Linked DNA regions of Mus musculus: region 2 is linked to region 1. Evidence: chromatin loops called from intact Hi-C (ENCODE). Cell type or tissue: heart. All regions are shown on one strand. Each heading gives the region's core, and the rest is flanking DNA. Links, peaks and the distances in the headings are about the cores only.

Evidence for each region. A loop is a pair of places that touch in the nucleus more often than their neighbours do. Peaks named below come from ENCODE experiments on the same cell type or tissue, not always from the same donor. Only the 100,000 strongest peaks of a DNase experiment are listed, where the experiment ranks them.
Region 2: it touches region 1 in a loop (3-fold over the local background); 6 of 42 quality-filtered maps call a loop at or near these places.

The regions. Positions count from the first base shown.
Region 1 is chr10:40,210,276-40,215,726 of GRCm38, reverse strand. No RefSeq gene overlaps it. Among named protein-coding and RNA genes, the nearest start is that of Rpf2, 34 kb to the left of the region's middle. In heart, for the core only: a CTCF peak has its summit at 3,089 (motif pointing right); a DNase peak (open chromatin) is centred at 3,106; H3K4me3 peaks cover 434 bases.
Region 2 is chr10:40,122,229-40,127,679 of GRCm38, reverse strand. All of the region lies in intron 1 of Slc16a10 (solute carrier family 16 (monocarboxylic acid transporters), member 10), which reads left to right. Among named protein-coding and RNA genes, the nearest start is that of Gm25613, 15 kb to the right of the region's middle. In heart, for the core only: no CTCF peak of the experiment used is centred there; a DNase peak (open chromatin) is centred at 2,359.

The DNA of each region.
Region 1 (5,451 bases), core at 1,634-4,133:
ACCCAAATTGCTTTTGGTCATGGTGCTTATCGCCACAATAGACACCACACAGAAATTGTGTTTTCAAGATGTGCCCATTTTGTACGATTGTGCTTGTTTTTAGGGCTATATAAGATGGCCTGGCTTTGTTGCTAGGTCTCAAGTGTTTCCACTGTCTCCTACAGTGAAGGTGCATGTTGACCATACATATGTTGTGTGATGAATTGTTTTTGTTTTTTGTTTTTTGTTTTGTTGTGTTTGTTTTTCGAGACAGGGTTTCTCTGTGTAGCCCTGGCTGTCCTGGAACTCACTCTGTAGACCAGGCTGGCCTCGAACTCAGAAATCCTCCTGCTTCTGCCTCCCGAGTGCTGGGATTAAAGGTGTGCGCCACCACACCCAGCTGTGTGATGAGTTTTAATTCTTTGGGGTCTACACAAGGGAGTATGATGTCTGTGTTATATGACATCTCTGTGTCTGGCTTGTTGAGCAACAGTGAGAGAGTTTTCTACGGTGACTGCACTACACGAGATTCTTCCAACCAAGCATGAGGGTCTAACCTGCCCATTTGCTGTATTAACCTAACAGGTGTTAATGGCTCACTGTGGTTTGGGTTTTTATTCCTCTGATGACTAGTGATGTTAATTTTTATTTCATGTGCTTATTAACCATTTGTATATCTTCCATGGAGAATGTTTATTAACAGAGATTTTGTTTTGTTTGAGACAGGGTTTCTCTGTAATGGTCTGGCTGTCCTAGAATTCACTCCTTAGACCAGGCTGGCCTCAAACTCATGGACATCCATCTGCCTCTACCTCCTGAGTTATTAGCTGGGATTAAAGGCTTGTGCCACTAGGCCTAGCTACTTATATTACTTTAAAGGGCCTAGTCATGCGGTGGCCAAAGGTAGCAGCCCAAACTGGAAGTTGTGAATTTTGTTAACCAAGTAGATACACTTTCCAAAAAATAGTGTTTCTATTCCTGCTCTGGGTCTCCTTGCTTTCTCTTGTCCTAGGTTGATGTGTGTCCTCACCTATTAGAGACAGGTCTTACTGTGTGCTCAACCAGGGTAGTCCTCACATAGTGTGCTAGCCTCCTTTGTCTCCATGGTGACTGCATTCCAAGAGTTTCCAAAAAGGCCTTTGGCTCTCACACATCCAGGTACGGGACTTTCTAAGCTGTTTTCTGGACTGGCTGCTAGGGTTTTGGTTCAGGGTAACTAAAAACTGCTTTTGATCCTCTCAAAGGTCGATTCTTAGCATTGTAAAGCCAAACCTTACTTCCTTCAAGTAGTCTGGTTGTATCTGAAAATATGACCTCCCTGCCAGGTCTTGGTAACATAATCACCATTGTTAGTTGTATTGTTTCCAAGCTTCACGAGCTATAGATAGCTTAGCAAATACACTTTCTTAAATGTGCCTGTTTGGTCAGGGTCCAGGGTTCCTAGCCATAATCAGTAAAGTGAACAATAATTTTTATTGTCTCATCGTTGCTAGAACTATAATTTTAAAATATAAATAAATATATATATAATATACATATATTATATAGACATAAATTTAAAATATAATGTTTTATAAATATAAATTCAAACATATCATATATTATATATTTTATAATTTATATATTTATAAATAAATATTTTATAAATATATACATTTTATATATAATGTATAATAAAATTTAAAGTTACAGAAGCTTCCAGCTAGGATGGCAGACTGGAATGTGTCTCTGTGAGACCCACTGAATATGAGCCACAATAAAAAAGGAAAAATGAGCGGGGCTGTGTTGAATTGTGCCTTTAATTACATCCGTTGGGAGGCAAAAGCCTAGAACTCAGAGTTTTTGCCAAACTATCTATATAGCTCATGGAAGCTTGGGAAAGATACAGTTAGCAATGGTGAGTATGTTACCCAGACCTGGCAGGGAGGTCATATTTTCAGATACTTGAAGGATCTAAGGATTAGCGGAGTTCTAGGCCATCCTGGTCTGCAGAGCCAGTTCCAGGACTGTCTGGAAAAATTAAAAACAAAACAAATAAATAAACAAACAAAAAGCAAAACCGAACAAAACTAAGGTGGATACTGGAAAGATGGCTTGATTGTTAAGATCACTGGCTGTCTTCTAGAGTCCCCGGGGTTCAATGCCCAGCATACAACTAATTCTAGTTCCTGGAGATCCGGTGCCCTTTCTGGCTCCCCACGGGCAAAACGCTCACTCACTTGAAGTAAAAATAAATAAATCTAAAAGGATGGGAGAGCAAGCTTCAGAAATCCTTGAAGGTATTGATAGGATACCTGAAAGAGCTGAGAAAAAGATGCATGCTGTATGGAAAAGAAGGCAAGTCTTAGTCCCGCAGTACGTAGCCCTAAATGGGTTACATCTGAAACGTAAGCCGGGTGGCCCTGGTTAAGAGACTAGCTACCCTACCCTCACGACGAGTGCACAGCCTCACAAAGCCTCATATCCAGCTGAAGACTGTAATAAACACAGAGGCACAGAACAGCAGCGGAGAAGCATCCTTTGTATCACTTTGTATGGCTTACAAGGATTGGGAAATGTACCGACTGGAGAGAGAGCCACTGTTTGAAACGGAGCTACCTTGTGTGCCTGAGAACAAGAAACAAGTAAAGCCAGTTTATTCTGCCGCAGCTATGGGACTAGAACCTGTCTAGGGAGCAGGCAGAAGGGGCTGGAGCTCGGACTGGTTGATAAGTGGGTGTGGCAGGAGGTTGAACTCAGGCGGTCAAGCTCCAGGAAAAGGGCCCCCCACCCTCAGTAACTGAGCAGGCTTCACCTGCTGAGACCAACCCGGAGCTGGAGCTTGAGCGTCCTGAGCCGGAGGAGGTCAGCTGGTAGATAACTCTGAAGCCACTATCTGAGGAGAGCCTGGAAACTGAAGGCCCAGAGGTCTGTCTGTCTGTCTGTCTGTGCGGACCCCAGCTGCATCCCTCCAGCAGGGTGGTGAACATACAAGTGGTCTGAAAGATGGAAGTCAAGTACAGAGCACAGTACAGCCTTTACATCCCACACCCACAATGCCCTCGGGAGACACCTCCAGCTACCACAATAGCCACCAGGGGGTGTACACTGGAGTATTTCTCTACAGAGAAAAACTTGCCCAGCCCACAGACTGCAAAGCTAAGTATGGCCAGTAGAGGTCCCCTGTACCCAGAAAGTGACGGCTCTGGTGGCCATGGGTACTGAATACAGGCTCAACGCCAACCTAAACCACACGAAAGGCAAGAACCCTCAAGTCCAAATGACCTTCCCATCCAAGCGTATAAAGAGTAGCTTCTAGTTTTTGAAAACTTTTAGAAAACCCTTCAACTGTTGAACTCCAAGATGGAGTGACAGATGAAGACTTCAAAAGTTCATAAGGAGGGCTAGAGAGATGGCTCAGTGCTAAAGACCACTGACTGCTCTTCCAGAGGTCCTGAGTTCAATTCCCAGCAATCACATGGTGACTCACAACCATCTGTAATGGGATCTGATGACCTCTTCTGGTGTGTCTAAAGACAGCTACAGTGCACTCTTATACATAAAATAAATAAGTCTGTCTGTCTGTCTTTCTTTCCCAATTTTTTATTAGATATTTACTTCATTTACATTTCAAATGCTATCCTGAAAGTCCCCTATACCCCCCCACCCCCCCACCCACTCCCACTCCCACTTCTTGGTCCTGGTGTTTCCCCTGTACTGATCCCCTGTACTGAGGCATATAAAGTTTGCAACACCAAGGGGCCTCTCTTCCCAATGATAGCCGACTACATATGCAGCTAGAGACACAAGCTCTGGGGGTACTGGTTAGTTCATATTGTTGTTCCACCTATAGGGTTGCAGACCCCTTCAGCTCCTTAGGTACTTTCTTAGCTCCTCCACTGGGGGCCCTGTGTTCCATCCAATAGCTGACTGTGAGCATCCACTTCTGTGTTTGCCAGGCACTGGCGTAGCCTCACAAGAGACAGCGATATCAGGGTCCTTTCAGCAAAATCTTGCTGGTGTATGCAAAAGTGTCTGTGTTTGGCGGCTGATTATGGGATGGATCCCCGGGTGGGGCACTCTCTGGATCATCCATCCTTTTGTCTCAGCTCCAAACTTTGTCTCTGTAACTCCTTCTATGGGTGTTTTGTTCCCAATTCTAAGAAGAGGCAAAGTGTCCACACTTTGGTCTTTGTTCTTTTTGAGTTTCATGTGTTTTGCAAATTGTATCTTGGGTATTCTAAGTTTCTGGATTAATATCCACTAATCAGTGAGTACATCTCATGTGAGTTCTTTTGTGATTGGGTTACCTCACTTAGGATGATGCCCTCCAGGTCTATCCATTTGCCTTGGAATTTCATAAATTCATTGTTTTTAAGAGCTGAGTAGTACTCCATTGTATAAATGTACCACATTTTCTGTATTCATTCCTCTGTTGAGGGAAATCTGGGTTCTTTCCAACTTCTGGCTATTATAAATAAGGCTGCTATGAACATAGTGGAGCATGTGTTCTTATTACCTGTTGAAACATCTTCTGGATATATGGCCAGGAGAGGTATTGTGGGATCCTCCAGTAGTACTATGTCCAATTTTCTGAGGAACTGCCAGACTGATCTCCAGAGTGGTTGTACAAGCTTGCAATCACACCAACAATGGAGGAGTGTTCCCCTTTCTCCACATCCTTGCCAGCATCTGCTGTCATATGAATTTTTGATCTTAGCCACTCTGACTGGTGTGAGGTGGAATCTCAGGATTGTTTTGATTTGCATTTCCCTGATGATTAAGGATGTTGAACATTTTTTCAGGTGCTTCTCAGCCATTCGATATTCCTCAGTTGGGAATTCTTTGTTTAGCTCTGTGCCCTATTTTTTAATGGGGTTATTTGGTTTTCTGGAGCCCATCTTGAGTTCTTTATATATATATTGGATATTAGTCCCCTATCTGATTTAGGATAGGTAAAGATCCTTTCCCAATCTGTTGGTGGCCTTTTTGTCTTATAGACAGTGTCTTTTGCCTTACAGAAGCTGTGCAATTTTATGAGGTCCCAATGTCAATTCTCGATCTTGCAGCACAAGCCTTTGCTGTTCTATTCAGAAATTTTTCCCCTGTGCCCATATCTTCGAAGCTTTTCCCCACTTCTCTTCTGTAAGTTTCAGTGTCTCTGGTTTTATGTGGAGTTCCTTGATCCACTTAGACTTGACCTTAGTACAAGGAGATAAGAATGGATCAATTCGCATTCTTCTACATGATAACCACCAGTTCTGCCAGCACTATTTGTTGAAAATGCTGTCTTTTTTCCACTGGATGGTTTTAGCTCCCTTGTCAAAGATCAAGTGACCATAGGTGTGTGGGTGTAGGGAGCGGGTGTGGCGGTAGTCCCAAGATGGCGCTCGAGACTGCAGCCAAGTCTTATGACTTGCACCTGACTTCCTCATACACCGGAAAATAATCCACGTCCATCGTGAGAGCTGCGAAGGCGCACCATGACAAAAG
Region 2 (5,451 bases), core at 1,033-3,532, 87 kb after region 1:
TTCACACTCATTCACATACACTCTGTCTCTCACACACACTCATCCACACACATACACACACACACACACATTCATACACACACTCCCATACACATTCATTCATATGCACACTCATACGCACATACTCATATTCTCTCTCTCTCTCTCTCTCTCTCTCTGTCTCTCTCACACATACACACACACACAAACACAGTTAAAGTTTTAATTCATTGTGTGCATGTAGGAAATAACCAAAGAATAAAAATATTATATAAAACCTCAAACTTACTTATATAGAATGTTGGGCCGGGGATGTAGCTTCTTGGTAGAACACTTGTGAGGCCCTGGTATTTAATTTCTGTACCATAAACAAAAAAACATTTACTACCTACTCCAAACCAACTCAAACGTAAAGCCAAACCAGTCTGGGAGTTTAGGCTGTAGTTTGGTGGCCTCTAGATCATACCTTTTCAACAGCTATGGCCACTGTCCAGTGCTATAAAATCTAACATTTCTGTGCATGAGACTATTTTTTTTAAAGATTTATTTATTTAATGTATGCGAGTACACTGTAGCTGAACAGATGGTTGTGAGCCTTCATGTAGTTGTTGGGAATTAAATTTTAGGACCTCTGCTTGTTCCGGTTGTCCCCGCTCACTCTGGTCAACCCTGCTCACTCAGTCCCTGCTTGCTCCGGCTCAAAGATTTATTACATAAGTACGCTGTAGCTGTCTTCAGATGCACCAGAAGAGGGCATCAGATTTCTTTATGGGTGGTTGTGAGCCACCATGTGGATGCTGGGATTTGAACTCAGGACCTTTGGAAGAGCAGTCAGTGCTTTTACCCGCTGAGCCATCTCGTCAGCCTGAGACTTTTTTTGAGATTGTATTTTTTTTTTTTTTTCTAGACAGGGTTTCTCTGTATAGCTCTGGCTGTCCTGGAACTCACTCTGTAGACCAGGCTGGCCTCGAACTCAGAAATCCGCCTGCCTCTGCCTCCCGAGTGCTGGGATTAAAGGCGCGCGCCACCATGCCCGGTGAGATTGTATTTTTTTTTAACTGTTTGTGTACATGTAAGTACAGGTCATGTTTGAGGTCAAAGGCATAGGATGCTCTTAGAGCTAAAGTTATAGGCAGCTGGACGCCACCCAGCATGGCTGCTGGGGACTGAACTCAGGTCTTCTGCAATAGTTGCTGTTAGCCACTGAACCATCTCTCTAGCCCGTTATGTATATGTCTTTAAAACATTTAGTCAGCCATGGTAGTGGATATCTATAATCCCAGTACTTGGGAAGTAGAAACTATTTGATTGCTGTGAGGTTAAGGGCAGCCTGATCTATATAGTGAGACCCTGTTTCAAAAACATTTTTTTTTAAAAGAGAAATGTGTCTGAGTAATTTTTGAACAGAGTACCATAGTTTTATTCTATACTGGGATTCCTAGATTATGTCAGCCATTAGCAGGACCAAGGGTACCGGGGGCTGAGGGGAGCAGTTACCAGGGAAAGGCTGGCTCGACTTGTTTTGTTTTGTTTTGTTTGTTTTTTGGGACAGAGTTTCTCTGCGTTAACAGCCCTAGCTGTCCTAGAACTTGTTTCGTAGACCAGGCTGGACTTGAACTCCCAGAGATCTGCCTGTCTCTGCCTCTCTTTTTTGTGCCACCAACCCTGGTGAGTTTTTGTCATATAGAACACTGTTAAAGAGCAGAGAGATGGATATAAGGAGGTGGTGCCATAGATAAATGAGGCTGGGCATGGTTGCTTAAGCCTGTTTTCCTAAATCCCTGAGGCTGAGACGGGAGAATTGTGAGCAAGGGCATCATAAATTTGTAGTGTCTCAAAACTACAACAGAAACCCAAGATGGCTGGGAATGCACCTTTCACACTGGAGAGTAAAGCTGAGGCCAGCAGAGAGCTTTGGGAAGAGTGTGTATCTTCCACAGAGCATAGCACAACAGGAGTCAGGAATTCTGTTCTAGACAGACACAGGAGTGCTCCTGTCTTAAGAAAACAAAACCAAAACCAAAACAAAAACAAAAAAAAAAATCAAACACCCTCCCCAAACAAACAAACAAACAAACAAAAAAAAACCCAACACAATTCGTTTCTGCACATGCAGACACTGAAATCTGACCAGCAGAAGACATACCCTTGTGGCACTCATTGGCTGAGAGTGGAGCAGTTCCGGTTGAGATAATAACTGGTTACTTGGCTACATACAAGTAACTTTTTACTTAGTTTCCTGTCAGACAGTGAGCAGGGAGGGGAACAGATATAGACTCAGCCCTTGGAGATGTTCGAAGATACGTCCACCACTTCTGCTACTGAGCACGCCAGCCTGGCGCCTGTCATTGGATGACGACGAGTGTTGACTTGTGCTGTGTTGTAATCTCTTGGACGCAGGTCCTAGGTTGTTCTCTTGTGACTGAGGCTGAACCGAAGGTGCTAGAAGTGCAGTGACCCTGGAGGAAGAACCAGTCAGAGCAGGGGGTGGATGGGAGGGAAATGCAAGTTGTGCAACCATAGGATTTACTTTTTTTTTTTTTTAATTAAATTTATCCTTTTTGTGTATATGTGTAGGTGTGCACATGCCACCTTGTGCATGTGGAGGTCAGAGGACATCTTGTCGAGATTGCTTCTTTCCTTCCACCATGGGGATTCCAGGAACCAAACTCAGGTCGCCAGGTTTGGCATTACACACAAAACCATCTCCCCAATTTGCCCCGGCTCCATTTTGTAAGCGATGACGCCCCTTTCCCTTCAGTAACTGTTTCATCTTTTAGCATCATTTTCTATCAGTTACAAAGTCTGCCTGAAGGCAAATAGTGGCCCATGCCAGCGTTTTTATTTTCCTCAGCTGCTATGTGTGTTGGGAGGAACTAAGATGTGGTTTTCTGATTAGCAGGTATAAAGGCAGATGCTTATGGAAACTGGGGAATGGGGAAAGACAGTTGAGATATTTTTCTTCTGAAGAGTTTGAGAAACAGAAGGGCTGTGGACTTTTTTTTCACAAGGAGATAGCAAAGTTCAGGGGTTAAGATGAGCGAGGTTAGGCACTCCTTATGAGAATGCTATCATAATTAATTTGTTATGTGGTAGAATTAAAATTTTTTTTACATCTTTGATTGGGAAACAAATGCTGAGGCATTTAAAACACAGACTAATTTTGCAAAAAATAAAATGGTAAAAAGTTATCCTTAATCAAATTAAGCTGTCCTTTTCCTCTTAATTCATCATGATGGCTTTGGATGTATGGTGGCAACTGAGAGTGGATAATGCAAAAATGTCAAAGCAATGTAATCCCCATTATTCATGGTCACTTGAGAGGATAAACTAACCATTGGCCACTAATCTTGGGATGCTTACTCCGCTGACCTGGAAATATCCTTAATTTTTTTTTTGGAAAGCAAGTCAGTGAGTTAGTAAAGCTGTCAGAATTGATCAATTTCTCTAACTCTAATAGTAAGTGACTAGAAGCCTTTCCCTTCCTGCCTCATAGCACAGTCATTCCTTTACTCTGAAAACTATGGAGTGCATGCTAGAAGGGCACTCTATCCATCCAAGTTCAGAGACTTAGTTAGTGTAGGCGGAACAGAGCTGCCTTCAAGGTGCAGGCTGCAGACCACACGTCTTGTCTTGTTTTGTTTTAGAGACAGCATCTCATCCTGTGGCTCTTACAGACCTGGAACTCAGTTTTGTTTAATAGATAAAAAAAAATACAGTATTACTGTCTTATGGAATTTAAAATATTGATAAATACAAAATAAAACAAAAACATGTCCACCCAGAGACTTAAAGACCAATGTTCGTAGCAGCACTATTTATGAGAGGCAAAAACTAGAAACAATTAAAAAAGACCCAACATCTGGGATTGGTGATATAGGCCTGTAATCCAAACAACTTGGGAAGTTGAGTCAGGAGGATTGAAAGTTCAAGGCTACATAGCAAGACTCTGTATGTAAATAACAGAAAACAAACAAAAAATAATTCACACGCACAAAGAGAAGGAACCTGTAGAGAGGAAGAAAGTGAAGTTATCATGAGGGTAATTAATAGAATACGGTTTGTGAGGCTCCTGTAGTTGGGTTTGAGATCTGGGAGTCCAGAATCCATCTGGGTATTTGCAGGAGGGACTATCTACTTGGGATCTGGGGAGGAACTTGAGAAAATGTATGCATGTTTACTGAGAACCAGGGTGCTGACAGCAGGAGGTCTAGTTATGCAGACTGGAAGAGGATGGCAAAGGTTTGGCAACTGAGCGGTGATAAGACAAAGGACTGGAACCTAAACACAATGGGATCCATGCATCTGCAGTAAAGCCAGTTCCTAAGATTGTGCCTCCCTCCCTCCTGTGCTGTGCTCTGAGAGGTGATCAGTCAGTGCGAAGTGTACAGCTGATATAAGAACCAAAGCCAAACCATTTCATGTTTCTGTTGCCATCTCTGTTGATGGCTTCTCTCTGCCTGCACGCTGTCACTGGAGACTTGGAAATACTTGTGTAAGTTTTGGGTGATTAAATGTATAAAGCCTTACATTTTCACTTATGGTAAATATATATCATAAAGCTTGCCAGGTTGGTCATCTTAAGTGGCATTAAGCATATTCACAATGTGCTCACCTGTCATCGTTACCCTAGTGTTACCGTGAAGTGTAATTGTGTTATCCCTCTTCTGCCCTTTGTGTCAGTCCTGAGTTACAGACACAATAGGTTCCTTACTGAGTAGAGTACTCACAGCCTTGAAACCCAGACACTGCTAATACTGTTTAGGAGGCTTCAGTTTGCCAGGCACTTTGCAAAGCAGAGGATTGTGCTTATGGCATTGGGTTTATGGCTATTAAATTGCTGCATTGGCTTTATAGTTGTGTGGTTGTGATTTTTGTCACTGTCTTTTCCATAGCTGTGGAAGGTCTACAAGTGTGGGAGCTTTTATGTGCAGTGTTTACACAGTGCTTGGCTTGTGGTAGCCCATTCATTGGTGATGATTTGGTCTGTGTGTGTGTATGTACGTGTATACACATAGAGCCCAGAAGACAACCCTCTTGTTCTTCTTCAGGAGCTATCTACCTTGTGTGTATGGTTTTAAAATATGATAATTTTATTCATGTGTATAATAATTTTGATTATGTTTAGCGCACGCCCCATTTTCTAACTTTTCAGGATCTCCTCATCTCATCCCTACTCTCCCCCTAAAGATAACTCAGAGTTCAGTTAGAACTGCCTGTGTGTGCATGAGTGTGGGGCCACTCCCTAAAGCTTGCTCAGCTGACCAATGGTCATACTCCCAAGGAAGACTGATTCTTTCTCCACAGTGAGAGGGGGACCTCTGAGGGTTCCTCATGCTGCAGTGTTTACCTGTTTGATCATGTGCAGGCTTTGTGTAGGCAATCACAGCTGCTGTGAATTCATGAGTGCAAAGGCCTGTCAAGTCCAGAGGACATTGTCTTGCAGTAGTCCTCCTCATAGGATCATGTTAA